Regions from separate parts of the Homo sapiens genome. Here region 1 is linked to region 2. A link is an interaction called in ENCODE POLR2A ChIA-PET data of the cell type or tissue named here. Cell type or tissue: Panc1. All regions are shown on one strand. Links, peaks and the distances in the headings refer to the core of each region. The heading gives the core; the rest is flanking DNA.

Evidence for each region. Peaks named below come from ENCODE experiments on the same cell type or tissue, not always from the same donor. Only the 100,000 strongest peaks of a DNase experiment are listed, where the experiment ranks them.
Region 1: POLR2A ChIA-PET joins it to region 2 with 12 read pairs; 6 of 35 experiments call an interaction of 5 or more read pairs at or near these places.

What each region holds. Positions count from the first base shown.
Region 1 is chr7:65,022,934-65,030,957 of GRCh38, forward strand. LOC105375330 (a long non-coding RNA gene) reads right to left here. Exons shown (of 6, transcript XR_927607.1): 3 at 7,943-8,024. LOC105375329 (a long non-coding RNA gene) reads left to right here and starts at 3,807. Exons shown (of 3, transcript XR_927606.2): 1 at 3,807-3,945; 2 at 5,576-5,791; 3 at 6,314-6,493. It also overlaps the pseudogene RNU6-1229P. In Panc1, for the core only: no CTCF peak of the experiment used is centred there; no DNase peak of the experiment used is centred there.
Region 2 is chr7:64,957,393-64,965,416 of GRCh38, forward strand. No RefSeq gene overlaps it. Among named protein-coding and RNA genes, the nearest start is that of ZNF117, 30 kb to the right of the region's middle. In Panc1, for the core only: no CTCF peak of the experiment used is centred there; no DNase peak of the experiment used is centred there.

The DNA.
Region 1 (8,024 bases), core at 2,472-6,471, 66 kb after region 2:
GCCTTGGCCTCCCAAAGTGCTAGGATTACAGGCATGAGCCACGGCACCTGGCCTAATTTTTGGACTTTTAGTAGATACAGAGTTTCACCATGTTGGTCAGGCTGGTCTCCAACTCCTGACCTCAAATGATCTGCCCACCTTGGTCTCCCAAAGTGCTGGGATTACAGGCATGAGCCACTGTGCCCGGCCGATTTTTTCTGATATCAAAGGAATCACCAAGGTCTTCCCTTTCTTTTGATTCATTTATTTTCTTGGTTCTGAAATATTTTTTAAAATATGGAATGCTTCATGAATTTGTTTGTCATCCTTTCACAGGGACTATGCTTATCTTCTCCATGTCATGCCAATTTTTGTATATGTGCTGCCGAAGTGAGCACTGGTTCTGGATTGATTGATTGATTTGTTTGTTTATCTGTTTTTGAGACAGGGTTTCACTGTGTCTTCCAGGCTGGAATACTGTGGTATTATCGTGGCTCACTGCAACCTCTGCCCCCCAGGGCTCAAGCAGTCCTCCTGCATGGGCCTCCCAAAGTGTTGAGATTACAGGCATGAGCCACTGTGCCCAGCCTGGAATGTTTAACTGCTGACTTTGATGCCTGGTTTTGGTTGTACTAGACATTCCCACTACTTTTTTCTTTAAAAAGTACTGGTTTCTTTAGCTCCTTAAAAAGATCTTTGGTGTTTTATATATCAAAATATGTGAGGCCAGGTGTGGTGGCTCATGCCTGTAATCCCAGCATTTGAGGAAGCCAAGGTGGGAGGATCTCTTGAGCCCAAGAGTTCAAAACCAGTCTGGGCAACATAGTGAGACCCCTGTCTGTATAAGAACTAAAAAATTAGCTGGGCACGATGGTGCATGCATGTAGTCCCAGCTCTTGGAAGGCTGAGGCAGGAAGATCGCGTAAGCCCAAGAGGGTGAGGCTATAGTGAGCCATGATCATGACACTGCAGTCCAGCTTGGGTGACAGAGTGAGACCCTGTCTCAAAAAAAAAAAAAAGATTAATAATTGCAGAAACATTTTCTATGCTCCAGATTACTTTAAAAATTGGACCTAATCTTGGCCAGGCATGGTGGCTTACACCTGTAATCAGCACTTTAGGAGACCAAGGCAGGTGGATCACTTGAGGTCAGAAGTTGGAGACCAGTCTGGCCAACATGATGAAAGCCTGTGGGTGAAAGTAAAGTTGGGTGCAGTGGCTCTCCCTGGATTCCTTGATGCTTTTAATACCCTGAGTCCTCTACCCCACTCTGAGCCACACTGACACTTGTGCACCAAGGTGCGTGGTGTGGCCCCAGTGCCCACAGGATCGCTTGTAAGAACTGCTCCTTCAGCCCCCACCTGTGGCCTTTCCTCCAGGGTGAAGTCTGGTTCCTGATGTTCACACCATGCTCCTTCTCACCAGGGTGCACGGGCATCACTGCCTACAAAACATTTGATTGAAACCTGTTCCTTGGGGGGCCACCTTACCTGTCCAGGATGGCTTTCTCTGAAGCCAGTTCTCCCACCACAGTGGGAAGTAAAGAAAATTATGAAAATTGGCCAGGCATGGTGGCTCATGCCTGTAATCCCAGCACTTTGGGAGGCCAAGTGGGACAGATCACTCAAGGTCAGGAGTTCGAGACCAGCCTGGCCAACATGGCAAAACCTGGTCTCTAATAAAAATACAAAAAATTAGTCAGGCATAGTGGTGTGCACCTGCAATCCCAGCTTCTCAGGAGGCTGAGTCAGGAGAATTGCTTGAGCCTGGGAGGTAGAGGTTGCAGTGAGCTGAGATCATGTCACTGCACTCCAGCCTGTGCGACAGAGCAAGAGACTCTGTCTCAAAAAAAAAAAAAAAAAAAAAGAAAAGAAAAGAAAAAGAAAATTATGAACACTCTCTCTTGAATACATGGGCATCTCCTGAACAGGGAGGTGGTTGAGGGGAGGTCCTGGCAGGTGGGACAGGGAATCCTGGCAGAGCAGCAGCTGGGACTTCAGTGTATTCAGTGTCTGGACCACAATGGTTCCCTTTGTCACAAGTATCCATCTACATTCACTGACTTATATGGGGGAACCTGGGGAAAAACCAGTGATATGGTTTGGCTGTGTCCCCACCCAAATCTCATCTTTAATTTTAGCTCCCATAATCCCCACATGTTGTGGCAGGGACCCAGTAGGAGGTAATTGAATCATGGGAGTGTGTTTTTCCCATGCTGTTCTCATTGATAGTGAATAAGTCTCAGGAGATCTGTTAGTTTTATAAAAGGGCAGTTCCCCTGCACATGCTTTCTTGCTTGCCACCATGGAAGATGTGCCTTTGGTCTTCCTTTGCCTTTGGTCATAATTGTGAGGCCTCTCCAGCCATGCTGAACAGAGTCCATTAAACCTCTTTCCTTTATAAATTACCCAGTCTCAGGTATGTCTTTGTTAGCAGTGTGAGAATAGATGAATACAATCAACTTCAACAGCTTAAGTGGGTCTAGCCACCACTCCAGAAGAGATACAGGATTATAAACCATGGTGGCATCCACACAGTGCTAACTCAGCATATGTGCAGAGTATATGAACTGTGGGGCTATGGTGGGCTCCACCTAGATTTCTTTCTTTTTTCTTTTTGAGATAGAGTCTTGCTCTGTTGCCCAGGCTGGAGTGCAGTGGCTCGATCTCAGCTCACACTGCAAGCTCCACCTCCCAGGTTCACACCATTCTCCTGCCTCAGCCTCCCAAGTAGCTGGGACTACAGGTGCCTGCCACCACACCCGTCTAATTTTTTGTATTTTTAGTAGAGACGGGGTTTCACTGTGTTAGACAAGATGGTCTCGATTTTCTGACCTCGTGATCCACCCGCCTCGGCCTCCCAAAGTGCTGGGATTATAGGCATGAGCCACCGCTCCCAGCCCTCCACCTAGATTTCAAAACATGTATTGAACAGCTGGGTGCCTCAGGCAGAAGTTTGTCACAGAGGTGGAGCTCATGCCTGTAATCCCAGCACTTTGGGAGGCCGAGGAGGGTGGATCACGAGGTCAGGAGATCGAGACCATCCTGGCTAACATGGTGAAACCCCATCTCTCCTAAAAAAAAAAAAAAAAAAAAAAAAATTAGCTGGGCGTGGTGGCGGGCACCTGTAGTCCCAGCTACTCAGGAGGCTGAGGCAGGTGAATGGTGTGAACCCAGGAGGCAGAGCTTGCAGTGAGCCGAGATATAGCCACTGCACTCCAGCCTGGGTGACAGAGCGAGACTCCATCTCAAAAGAAAAAAAAAAAAAAAACTTAGCTGGGTGTGATGTCGGGCACCTGTAATCCCAGCTACTCAGGAGGCCAAGGCAGGAGAATCGCTTGAAATCAGGAGGTGGAGGTTGCAGTGAGCCGAAATTGTGCCATTGCACTCCAGCCTGGGCAACGAGCAAAACTCCGTCTCAAAAAAAAAAAAAAAAAAAAAAAAGTGGCCGGGCGTGGTGGCTCATGCCTGTAATCCCAGCACTTTGGGAGGCCGAGGAGGGCGGATCACGAGGTCAGGAGATCGAGACCATCCTGGCTAACATGGTGAAACCCCGTCTCTACTAAAAATACAAAACATTAGCTGGGTGTGGTGGCGGGAGCCTGTAGTCCCAGCTACTCGGGAGGCTGAGGCAAGAGAATGGCGTGAACCCGGGAGGCGGAGCTTGCAGTGAGCCGAGATCCTGCCACTGCACTCCAGCCTGGGAGACAGGGCTAGACTCCGTCTCAAAAACAAAAACAAAGAAAGAAAATGTCTGCCTTATATCTGTCCTACCATTGAATTTTGGAGGCACCTTTTTTTTTTTTTTAAATTTCACAGGCTCACAGCTGTTGCCTCAGAATGAATTGTGCGGTGGGTCTCATCCATATCTGATTTAGATAGGACTCTGAACTTTAAACTTTTGAGTTGGTCCTGAAACAAATTAAGACTTTTGCAGCTATTGGGATGGAATGAATGTATTTTGCAGGTGAGAAGGACATGAATTTGGGTGGTTGGGGCAGAATGCTATGGTTTGAATATATCCTCCAAAGTTCATGTGTTGGAAACTTAATCCCCAATGCAACAATGTTGAGCGGTGCAACCTTTAAGAGATAATTAGGTCAGGAAGACTTTGCCTTCAGGAATGGATTAATGTTGTTATGGTGGGAGTGGGGTTCATTATGATGCGAGCGAGTTTCTTATGAAGGATGAGTTCTGCCCCCTTCCTGCTCTCTCTCACCATGTGATACTTTCTGCCATTGTCTGATATAGCAAGAAGGCCCTCACCAGATGTAGCCCCTCTACTCAGACTTCCCAACCTCCAGAACCCTGAGTCAAATAAATTTCTGTTCATTATAAATTACCTGTTATAGCAGCACAGGATGAACACAAGTGCCTCTGAATTATTCACCCTGGAGAGAAGAAACTGGTTTAAAAAATGCAGATATTTTAGTGTCTCCCAGAGCTCTGAATCTAAATCTCTGGATATCTAAACCTCTGGACATGTAATTTTTAACAATTTTCCTGGTGATTCTTAAGCACTTCAAATTTGAGAACTGCTGCTCTATACCCAATATCATTTTAACCTGGAAAATATGCACTCACCAACCGTTCAATGTTATTACCTGAGTTTGCCTGATCTTAAAGGTCACTAGAGGGCTTGATAAAAAACCAAACACCGAATGTTCTCACTCATAGGTGGGCACTGAACAATGAGAACACATGGACACAGGAAGGGGAGCATCACACACCGGGGCCTGTTGTGGGGTGGGGGGAGGGGGGAGGGATAGCATTAGGAGATATACCTAATGTTAAATGACGAGTTAATGGGTGCAGCACACCAACATGGCACACGTATACATATGTAACAAATCTGCACGTTGTGCACATGTACCCTAAAACTTAAACTGTAATAAAAAAATAGAACTAAGAAGTTACATAGTATAATATGCCATGAAAGTAAATGTATTTAATAAGGGAAGAAATGGAAAATATCAAATAAAGCAATATAATAATTTCAAAAAAAATACATATATATATACATTGTTAGGTAGCTCTGCTGGTGGCAATCATGAATAAAACAAAGCCCAAGAGTTTACATTTATTTATTTATTTGCTCTTTTTGAAATGGAGTCTCTGTCACCCAGGCTGAAGTGCAGTGGTGTGATCTCAGCTCACTGCAACCTCCACCTCCTGGGTTCAAATGATTCTCTGGCCTTAGCCTCCTGAGTGGCTGGGATTACAGATGCCCGCCAACATGCCCAACTAATTTTTGTATTTTTAGTAGAGACAGGGTTTCACAATGTTGGCCAGGCTGGTCTCAAACTCCTAACCTCAGGTGATCCACCCAACTTGGCCTCCCAAATTTCTGGGATTCGAGGTGTGAGCCACCATGCCCAGCCAAGAATCTACATTTAAATGCAGTTGTTAAATGTTCTTCTAAGTAACTGTGTACACATTTATCTATTTTGTGGAATTACTGGAAGATAGATCACTTACATTTTGGATAGCTTTAGCCCAGTATGATAATTTTAGTTTTTGAATAGCAGTTTATTTTAAGCCATTGCTTCCAGAAGAATTTAATCTGATCCAATGTTGCATTTTTCTTTCACCCATAGAGACAAGAATGAAGATAATAGCTATAGCATTTATTGAACATTAACTATGTGCCTGTCACCATGTAACTGATTCTCCTCAAACCCTCAGAGGCATGGACCACTGTACTACTGCCATCCCCATTTTATGGAGAAGATACTGAGGCAAAGGGGAGTTAAGTACCTTGCTAGGCACAGGCAGTTATTAACGCGGTAGAGCTGGGATTCCAAACCATTCTTGTAAGCAACGCAACACTGCGTCTCTGGACTTAATCCAGACCAATTTCTCTGATGCTCAAAAGTTGCCTGCATTAAATGCGCTTTTGTGAAATTCCTTCCTTCCTTCCTTCTTTTTTTTTTTTTTGTTTTGTTTTGAGATGGAGTCTCTCTCTGTCACCCAGGCTGGAGTGCAATGGCACAAAGTCCGCTTACTGTAACCTCCACCTCCTGGTTCAAGCGATTCTCCTGCCTCAGCCTCCCGAGTAGCTGCAATTATGGGTGCCCACCACTACACTCGGCTAATTTTTGTATTTTTAGTAGAGACAGGGCTTCATCTTGTTGGCCAAGCTGGTCTCAAACTCATGACCTCAGGTGATCTGCCTGCTTTGGCCTCCCAAAGTGCTGGGATTACCGGCGTGAGCCACCACGCCCGGCCAAAATATATTTCTTATATAAAAGAGAAAGTTTTCCTTGTGTTGTGTTCTACTCATGGTTAAAATGTTCCTAAAATGGGCCTTGTTGTTTTCTCTTCTTCTTCTCTAGAGCAGCTAGAAAGAAAGACACTTGTTCTTAACCCAAAGAGGCCTCTTCTAAAAATGTTTTCTATATTGGTGAGACTAATTAAACTGGAAAAGTTCATCAACTAAATGATGAAACAAGGTAAAGCCTTTTGTTAATTATTTTTGAATAATTTATTCCTGGCCTGCCACCGTGGCTCACGCCTATAATCCCAGCATTTTGGGAGGCTGAGGTGGGAGGATCACGAGGTCAAGAGATCGAGACCATCCTGGCCAACATGGTGAAATCCTGTCTCTACTAAAAGTACAAAAATTAGCTCAGTGTGGTGGCACATGCCTGTAATCCCAGCTACTCGGGGGGCTAAGAAGGGAGAATCACTTGAACCTGGGAGGTAGAGGTTGCAGTGAGCTGAGATGGTGCCACTGCACTCTAGCCTGGCGATAGAGTGGGACTCCGTCTCAAAAAAAAAATTATTCCTGGGCTCCCTATGACTTGTTGAGGAATTGCAAGATACTGGGAAGTCTCTAATTAGGGAGTTTTAGAATAAACAGAAGTATAAACATTCATAGGAGTTAGATTTGAAGACAACTGCTTTTAACACACAGACCCACCAGGAAGTGAGCATCTTGGTGGGGTTTATTTATTATGTGTTTTACTTTGAACAGAGAACATGCACGTTCATTAGCTCAAAAGTGTTCTTGTCCTCGCATAGTGAAGGAAATGTGTGCAAGATAAGGATGAATGTGGTATGCAGGGAGATCCAGGCACGGCTGGCGTTTGGCTTTGCTGATGGCTGCAATGTGGACTGTGGACTGTGGGCAAATTAACTCACCACTTTTTGAATGGCCTTTAGAGAGGAAATCCTAAAAAGATTCCAGGACTTGCAGCAGCCACACAGGAGATTGAGTATTCAAGGGAATAGAATGCTGAAGAACACAGAGACAGTTAGGTTAACTAAAGAAGATGAAAAATTAGTCTGGGCTCAGTGCTTCATACTTGTAATCCCAACACTGTGGGAGGCTGAGGCAGGAGCATCACTTGAGCCCAAAAGGTTGAGGCTGGCCTGAGTGACATAGTGAGACCCCCATCTTTACAAAAAATAAAAAGAAATCAACTGGGTACGGTGGCACGCACATGCGGTCACAGCTACTCAGGAGGCTGAGGTGGGAGAATCGCTGGAGCCTGGGGAGGTGAGACCCTGTCAAGGAGGAAGAGGAGGATGAAGAGGAAGAAGGAGGAGGAGGGGGAAGAGGAGGAGGAAGAAGGAATAGAAGAAGAGCTGGGTGCGGTGGCTCATGCCTGTAATCCCAGCACTTTTGGAGGCTGAGGCGGGCAGATCATGAGGTCAACAGATCAAGACCATCCTGGCCAACATGATGAAACCCTATCTATACTAAAAATACAAAAATTAGCTGGGCATGGTGGCTTGTGCCTGTAGTCCCAGCTATTCAGGAGGTTGAGGCAGGAGAATCACTTGAACCCAGGAAGCAGAGGTTGCAGTGAGCTGAGATTGTGCCACTGTGCTCCAGTCTGGTGACAGAGGGAGACTCCATCACTAAAAAAAGAAAGAAGAAGGAGAAGGAGTAGGAGAAGAAGAAGAAGAAGAAATGGTCTCTGAGCAGCCATGAAGAGTAGGAAGATAACCCAACCTACCTCTCACTGGGTCTATGGGGAAAATATTGATTAAGGCAGAGCAGGTCTTCACAGAGAGACTAGGTTTGGTGAGTAAGAGATT
Region 2 (8,024 bases), core at 2,075-6,074:
AGGCTAGAGTGCAATGGCACCATCTCGGCTCACTGCAACCTCCACCTCCTGGGTTCAAGCAATTCTCCTGCCTCAGCCTCCCAAGTCACTGGGGTTACGGGCACCTGCCACCACACCCAGCTAATTTTTGTTATTTTTAGTAGATAGGGTTTCACCATGTTGGCCATACTGGTCTCGAACTCCTGACCTCAGGCGATGCACCCCCCTCGGCCTCCCAAAGTGCTGGGATTACAGGTATGAGCCACCACACCTGGCCTTTTAAATTCATTTTTTAAAAAAAATATTGGATACACAATGGAATATTGTTCAGCCTTTAAAAAGGGGTAAATCCTATCATTTGAAACAATATAGATGAATTTAGAAGACATTATGCTAGATGGAATAACTGTGGCACAGAAAGACAAATACTGCAAGAATAAAGTTTAACTCAAAAAAGTAGAAAGTGGAATAATCTTTACCAGAGGCTGGGTGTGGTGGGAAGAAAACAGAGAGTTGTTGATCAAAGAATGCAAAGTTTCACATAGACAGGGTAAATATGTTTTGATATCTATTGCAAAGCAGGGTGACTACAATAAACAATAATTACTGTATATTTTAAAATAACTAAGAGTAAATTTCAAGTGTCTCACCACAAAAATGATAGGTGAGTTCATGTGTTATTTAACTCAACATAATCATATTATGTACATATACTCAAACTTCACATTGTACCTCATAATGTATATAACTCTTATTTGCCAATAAAAATATTAATAGTTTTTAAAAAAAGGATAGTATCATAAACATTCGACTACTATTACAGCCCCGGACTGACTAGAATAAACATGAGTTACAAATCACTGATGTGGCCACCTTGTTTTCAGGCTTAATATTGATCATGATCTAACAGAATCAACAAATAAGAGCTAATAAATTTCCTGTACACTTGTTATGTGCTGGGCAAACTTTGGGTACCCTTATTTGTACTAATTGCTTTAATTTTACCAAAACCCTAGGATTTAGGCAGTATGATCCTCACTGTACGGATGAAGAGTCAAGCACAGAGAGGTCAAGAAACTGTATTCATATCGTACAGCCCATAAATGGCAGAACTGGAATGCAATCAGGAACCACCTGATTCTAAGTTTCAATCTTAACCATATGCCCAACACCCTCTCATCCAATTATTATTCCTGATCTAACATTTTGGCTTTTAATTTTCTAATTTAGTAGAAATAAAGAGGAATTTTAAAATCAGTTTTTTGACAAAAATAGCAGACAGGAGGCAGAAATAGATTGCAGCTCCCACTCAGAGCAGTGTGTGGAAACTCGCATCATGAACTTTTGCTTCAGAACTACTGCAGGAATGAACCAGGAAAGCTGAGAGAACCCACAGACTTTCTGAAGGAAGCAAATTTCTCCTGCAGGATCTCAGAGACAGCCCAAATACTATGAGTGCCCAAGATGTGAAAGTGGGAAAAAGGAATCATCTGCTCTCATACACACACCCTCACTTGGGAACCTGAAAGTCTAGATCATGGGATAAGGACCTGACCTTACCTCGAGCTGAGTCAATTTAGAGAGATGAGCTAAATACAGAGGTAGAGGAAGCAGAAGAAGCCCTGTGGGCTCTCTGGGTCTTCAGGAAAGCTTTTAAAGACTTGTTTCAAAGGGGTCCTTGGAGAGGGCTGTCAAGGGAAGTGGGAAAAGACCACAGGGAGAAGGAAACTTCCAGCTGAACTTTCTAACAATTCTAACCAAACATGAATTCACCTGGCCAGAATTTGCAGGAGGGCATGAATCAGGTGTGCAGACTGCAAAGTCAGCAGGCACAAAAGGCCTGCTCGCTTTTGCAGCTAGGAGGCTGGTAGCCTTGGGCAAGTTCTCAGCCCTGCTCACCCACTGCCTGAAAGAAAACTCGGTGCTCTTGGTGCAGAGCATGGTGGGAGTGAGTCTGGTCTTTCAGGTTGTGTGGGAGCTGGGTGAGGACTGTAACTGCTGGCTTTCCCCACATCCCTGACAACCTTCATGACAGCAGGGGCAGCCATAATCCTCCTGGGAAAATAACTCCATTGACCTGGGAACAATGCCACCATTTCCTGCAGCAGCTGCAGCAAGCCCCGCCCAAAGAGAGTCTAAGCTCAGATATGCCTAACCATCCCCCACCTGATGGTCCCTCCCTACCTACTCTGGTAGCTGAAGACAAATAGCTTATACTCTTGGCAGTCTTAGGGCCCCACTCACCACCTGATCCTCCCTATACTACCAAAGCCATGCTCCCTTGAAAGCACCTCCTCCTGGCAGGTGGCCAACCAGCACAAAAATAGTGCATTAAACAACCAAACCTAAGTACCCTCAAGAAGTCCATTTCACCACCTGCCACCTCTACTGAAGCAGGTGCTAATATCCACATCTGAGAGACCTGAAGACAATTTACATCACAGGACTCTGTGCAGACAACCCCCACTACCAGCCCAGAGCTTGGTAGACTTGCTTGGGGGCTAGATCCAGAAGAGAAATAACAATCACTACAGCTCAGCTCTCAGGAAGCCACATCCCTAGGAAAAGGGGGAGAGTATTACATCAAGGGAATACCCCATGGGACAAAATAATCTGAACAAACAGCCTTGAACCTTAGAACTTCCCTCTAACATAGCCTACCCAAATGAGAAGGAACCAGAAAAACAATTCTGGTAATATGACAAAACAAGGTTCTTTAATATGCCCCCAAAATTATGCTAGCTCACCAGCAATGGATCCAAACCAAGAAGAAATCTCTGATTTATCTGAGAAAGAATTCAGAAGTTCAGTTATTAAACTAATCAAGGAGGCACCAGAGAAAATGAAGTCCAATTTAAGGAAATCAGAAAACATACAAAAATGAGGGAAGAAATCTTCAGTCAAATAGATAGCATAAATAAAAAACAATCACAACTTCAAGAAATAAGGAACTCACTTAGAGAAATGCAAAATGTTCTGGAAAGTCTCAGCAATAGAATCAAGCAAGTAGAAGAATGAACTTCTGAGCTCAAAGACAAGGTTTTTGGATTAACCCAATCCAACAATGACAAAGAAAAAAGAATAAAAAAAAAAAAAACTTCCAAGTAGTTTGGGACATGTTAAGTGACCAAACCTAAGAATAATTGGTAATTATTAGAAATAATTAGAAAGAAGACATATCTAAAAGTTTGTAAAACATATTTGGAGGAATAATTGAGGAAAACTTTCCTGGACTTGCTAGAGACCTAGCCATCCAAATACAAGAAGCTCAAAGAATATCAGGGAAATTCATCTAAAAAAGATCATCACCTAGGCATACTGTCATCAGGTTATCTAAATTCAAGATGAAGGAAAGAATCTTAACAGCTGTGAGGGAAAAGCACCAGGTAACTTATAAAGAAAAACTTATCAGATTAATGCCGATTTCTCAGCAGAGACCCTACAAGCTAAAAAGAATTGGGGCCCTATCTTCAAGCCTCCTTAAATAAAACAATAATTAGCCAAAAATTCTGAATCCAGTGAAACTAAGCTTCATAAATGAAGGAAATATACTGTCTTTTCCAGAAAAACAAATACTGAGAGCAGTCACTACTACCAAGCCAGCACTACAAGAACTGCTAAAAAGACCTCTACATTTTGAAACAAATTCTGGAAACACGTCAAAACAGAACCTCTTTAAAACATAAATCTCCCAGGATCTATAAAACCAAAATACAATAAAAAAAGGTATATAGACAACAAATAGCAAAATAAAAGGAATAGTACCTCACATCTCAATACTAACATCAAATGTAAATGGCCTAAACGCCCCACTTAAAAGATACAGAATTGCAGAATGGGTAAGAGTTCACCAGCCAGTTATCTGTTGCCTTCAAGAGACTCACCTAACATTAAGGACTCACATAAACTTAAGGTATTGGGGAGGAAAAGGATATTCCATGCAAATGGACACCAAAAGCAAGCAGGAGTAGCTATTCTTATATCAGATGGAACTTTAAAGCAATACCAGTTAAAAAGGACAAAGAGGGACATTTTATTTCGATGCAAGACTTTTTCCAACAGGAAAATACCACAATCCTAAATATGTATGCACCCAACACTGGAGCTCTCAAGTTTATAAAACAATTACTATTAGACCTAAAAAATAAGGCAGACAGCAACACGATAATAGTGGAAAACTTTAATACTCCACTGACAGCACTAGACAGGTCATCAAGAGAGAAAGTCAACAAAGAAACAATGGACTTTAGCTACACCCTAAACCAAATGGACTTAACAGATATTTACAGAACATTATACCCAACAACTGCAGAATATACATATATTTTTAATAGACACGTGGTTTCACCATGTAGGCCATGCTGGTCTTGAGCTTCTGACCTCTAGTGATTGTCCTGCTGTGGCCCCCCTAAGTGCTGAGATTACAGGCATGAGCCACAGGGCCCAGCCTATAGATGCAAAAATCCTTAACAAAATACTAGCTAACTGAATCCAACAACATATTAAAAAGATAATCCACCATAATCAAGTAGGTTTTATAGCTAATGATTCAGGGATGGTTTAACATACCCAAGTCAATAAATGTGATACACCACATAAACAGAATTTTTTTAAAAAATTACATAAGTATTTCAATAGATGGAGAAAAGCATTTGACAAAATCCAGCATCACTTTATGATTTAAACCATCAGCAAAACTGGCCTACCAAGGACATACCTTAATATAATAAAAGGCATCTATGACAAACCTACTGCCAACATAATACTAAATGGGGAAAAGTTGAAAGCATTTCCTCTGAGAACTGGAACAAGACAAAAATGCTTACTCTCACCACTTCTATTCAACATAGTACTGGACATCCTAGCCAGAATGATCAGACAAGAGAAAGAAATAAAGGGCATCCAAATCACTAAAGAGGAGCTGAAACTAATTGTTTCCTTATGATATAATTGTATACCCAGAAAACACTAAAGCCTCCTTCAAAAAGCTCCTAGAACCAATAAATAAATTAAGCAAAGTTTCAGAATACAAAATCCATGTGCACATATTAGTAGCTTTGCTATATACCAAAAGCGACCACGCTGAGAATCAAATTAAGAACTCAACCCCTTCTACAATAGCTGCACAAAAAATAAAATACTTAGGAATATACCTAACCAAGGAAGTGAAAGACCTCTACAAGAAAAACTACAAAATGCTGCTGAAAGCAATAGATGACACAAATAAAAACACATCCCATGCTCATAGATGGGTAGAATCAATACTCTAAAAATGACCATACTGCCAAAAGCAATCTACAAATTCAATACAATTCCCATCAGAGTACTGACATTATTCTTCAAATAACTATGAAAAAACAATCCTAAAATTCATATGGAACCAAAAAAAAAGCTTGCATAGCCAAAGCAAGACTAAGCAAAAGAAACAAATCAAAAGGCTTCGTATTACCCAACTTCAAACAACACAATAAGGCCACACTCACCAAAACAGCATGGTACCGGTATAAAAATAGGGACATAGACAAACAGAACAGAATGGAGAACCCAGAAATAAACACAAATAGTTACACCCAACTGATCTTTGACAAAGCAAACCAAAACATAAAGTGGGTAAAGGACACCCTATTCAACAAATGGTGCTGGGATACTTGGCAAGCCACATGTAGAAGAATGAAACTTGATCTCATCTCTCACCTTATACAAAAATCAACTCAAGATGGATCAAGGACTTAAATCTAAGACCTGAAACTATAAAAATTCTAGAAGATAACATCAGAAGAACCCTTCTAAACATTGGCTTAGTCAAGGATTTCATGACCGAGAACCCCAAAGCAAATGCAATGAAGACACAGATAAATAGCTGGGACTTAATTAAACTAAAGAGCTTTTGCATGGCCAAAGGAAGTGAGCAAAGTAAACAACAACCCACAGAGCGGGAGAAAATCTTCACAATTTATATATCTGACACAGGACTAATGTCCAGAATCTGCAACAAACTGAAACAAATTAGCCAGAAAAAAAAAATCTCGTCAAAAAGTGGGCTAAGGACATAAATAGACAATTCTCAAAAGAAGATATAAAAATGGCCAGGAAACACATGAAAAAATGCTCAACATCACTAATGATCAGGGAAATGCAAATCAAAACCATAACGTGATACCACCTTGCTCCTGTAAGAATGGCCATAATAAAAAAATAAAAAAATAATAAATGTTGGTGTGGATGGAGTGAAAAGGAAACACTTCTACACTGCTAGTGGGAATGTAAACTAGTACAACCACTATGGAAAACAGTGTGGAGATTCCTTAAAGAACTAAAGGGAGAACTACCATTTGATCCAGCAGTCCTACTATTGGGTATCTACCCAGAGGAAAAGAAGTTATTATTTAAAAAAAAAAAAAAAAACTTGCACACGCATGTTTATAGCAGCATAATTTGGAATTGCAAAAATGTGGAAACAACTCAAATGCCCATCAATCAACAAGTGGATAAAGAAACTGTGGATATATATACATATATATATATATATATGTATGTGTATATATATATATATGTATGTATATATATAATTGAATACTACTCAGAAATGGAAAATCAAACATTGTATGTTCTCACTCATAATTGGGAGCTAAACTATAAGGATGTAAAGGCATCAGGTAAAAGACTACAAATTGGGTTCAGTGTATACTACTCAGGTGATGGGTGCACCAAAATCTCAGAAATCACCACTAAAGAATTTACTCATGTAACCAAATACCACCTGTTAAACAAAATTTATGGAAATAAAAAACTTAAAAAAAAAAAAAAGACTGAAAGCGAACTCAGTTCATCCAGCCTTGTTTTCTCATTTTGCAGGAGAAAGGTTGGAGACAGTGCCAACTTCACATAGCCTTTAAGAGATCAACTCCAGACCTCAAATCACACCCTCTGACCCCAAGCCAATGGTCCTTTTTTGCCTCCCAGTATTACTCTGTCTCTTCAAACAAGAAGAAAGAGCCAAGTTGAGAAGGAGAGTGGTCACACCCACACCTAGATTCTATTCTCCTGGGCACTGCCTTCCCTGTGGGACCTACCTATTTAATTCCAGTGCTCATGTTATGCCCAAACCCTGGAAGAATGTGACCTTTAAATCTCTGTGCACCCCAGGAACTAGCAGACATTAAAAGTAATAATAATGGGCTGGGCACACAGGCTTGTGCTTGTGGTCTCAGCTATTCGGGAGGCTGAGGAGGGAGAATATGTTAAGCCCAGAAGTTCAAGGCTGCAATGAGCAATGTTTGCGCCATTGCACTCCAGCCTGAGTGCAGAAAAAGTAATAATGACAAAATAAAAAGAGAAATTTACCAATTACTAAGGAAGTCTAGAAAGGCTAGGTGTACCCCCTCTAAATCTAAAATAACAGTTTAAAAATAAAAATATTTTATTGGTAAAAATAAATAAGATAAAAACCACTTTCTTTTTACCCTGAGATAGTATGTAGAACTTGATTTTTGGTTGAAAGCACTTATTACTAAGCCTAACACAAATAATTTGGCAAATGGGTTCTAACAATAATATGTCTCTCATGACTTAAAAAAGCCACTAATTTTACTTTTGAAATATATTTAATTTTTATATTAAAGCTAAGATGAACCTATTATTACATAGAAAATTTGTGGTCTGCATATGCCTCCCCATCCACTGAGTGGTCTACAGTTTCTGAAAGTTTCAGAAACACTAATATAAGAATACTTTTTCTGATTGAATAATTTAAGGATATTGTTTTCTCAGTGACTAAAATGAAATAGATTGGAATTACAAATCAGTCACTTACAATGTAATTTTAAATGTTATTTAATGAACACGTGAAGTTTTTTAAAACTCATCTGAATAACTTATTTCGATTGACTTTTTTCTATTAGAAAATATATTAAAATTTCTGTTACTACAAGCCTATGAATTTTATTCAAATCTAAATATAGTGCTAATCTTAAAAGATCTCTTTGTTTAGGATTATGAAAGCCTATTCTCTACATACACTCAGAAGATAAATAACCGCTTTCCAG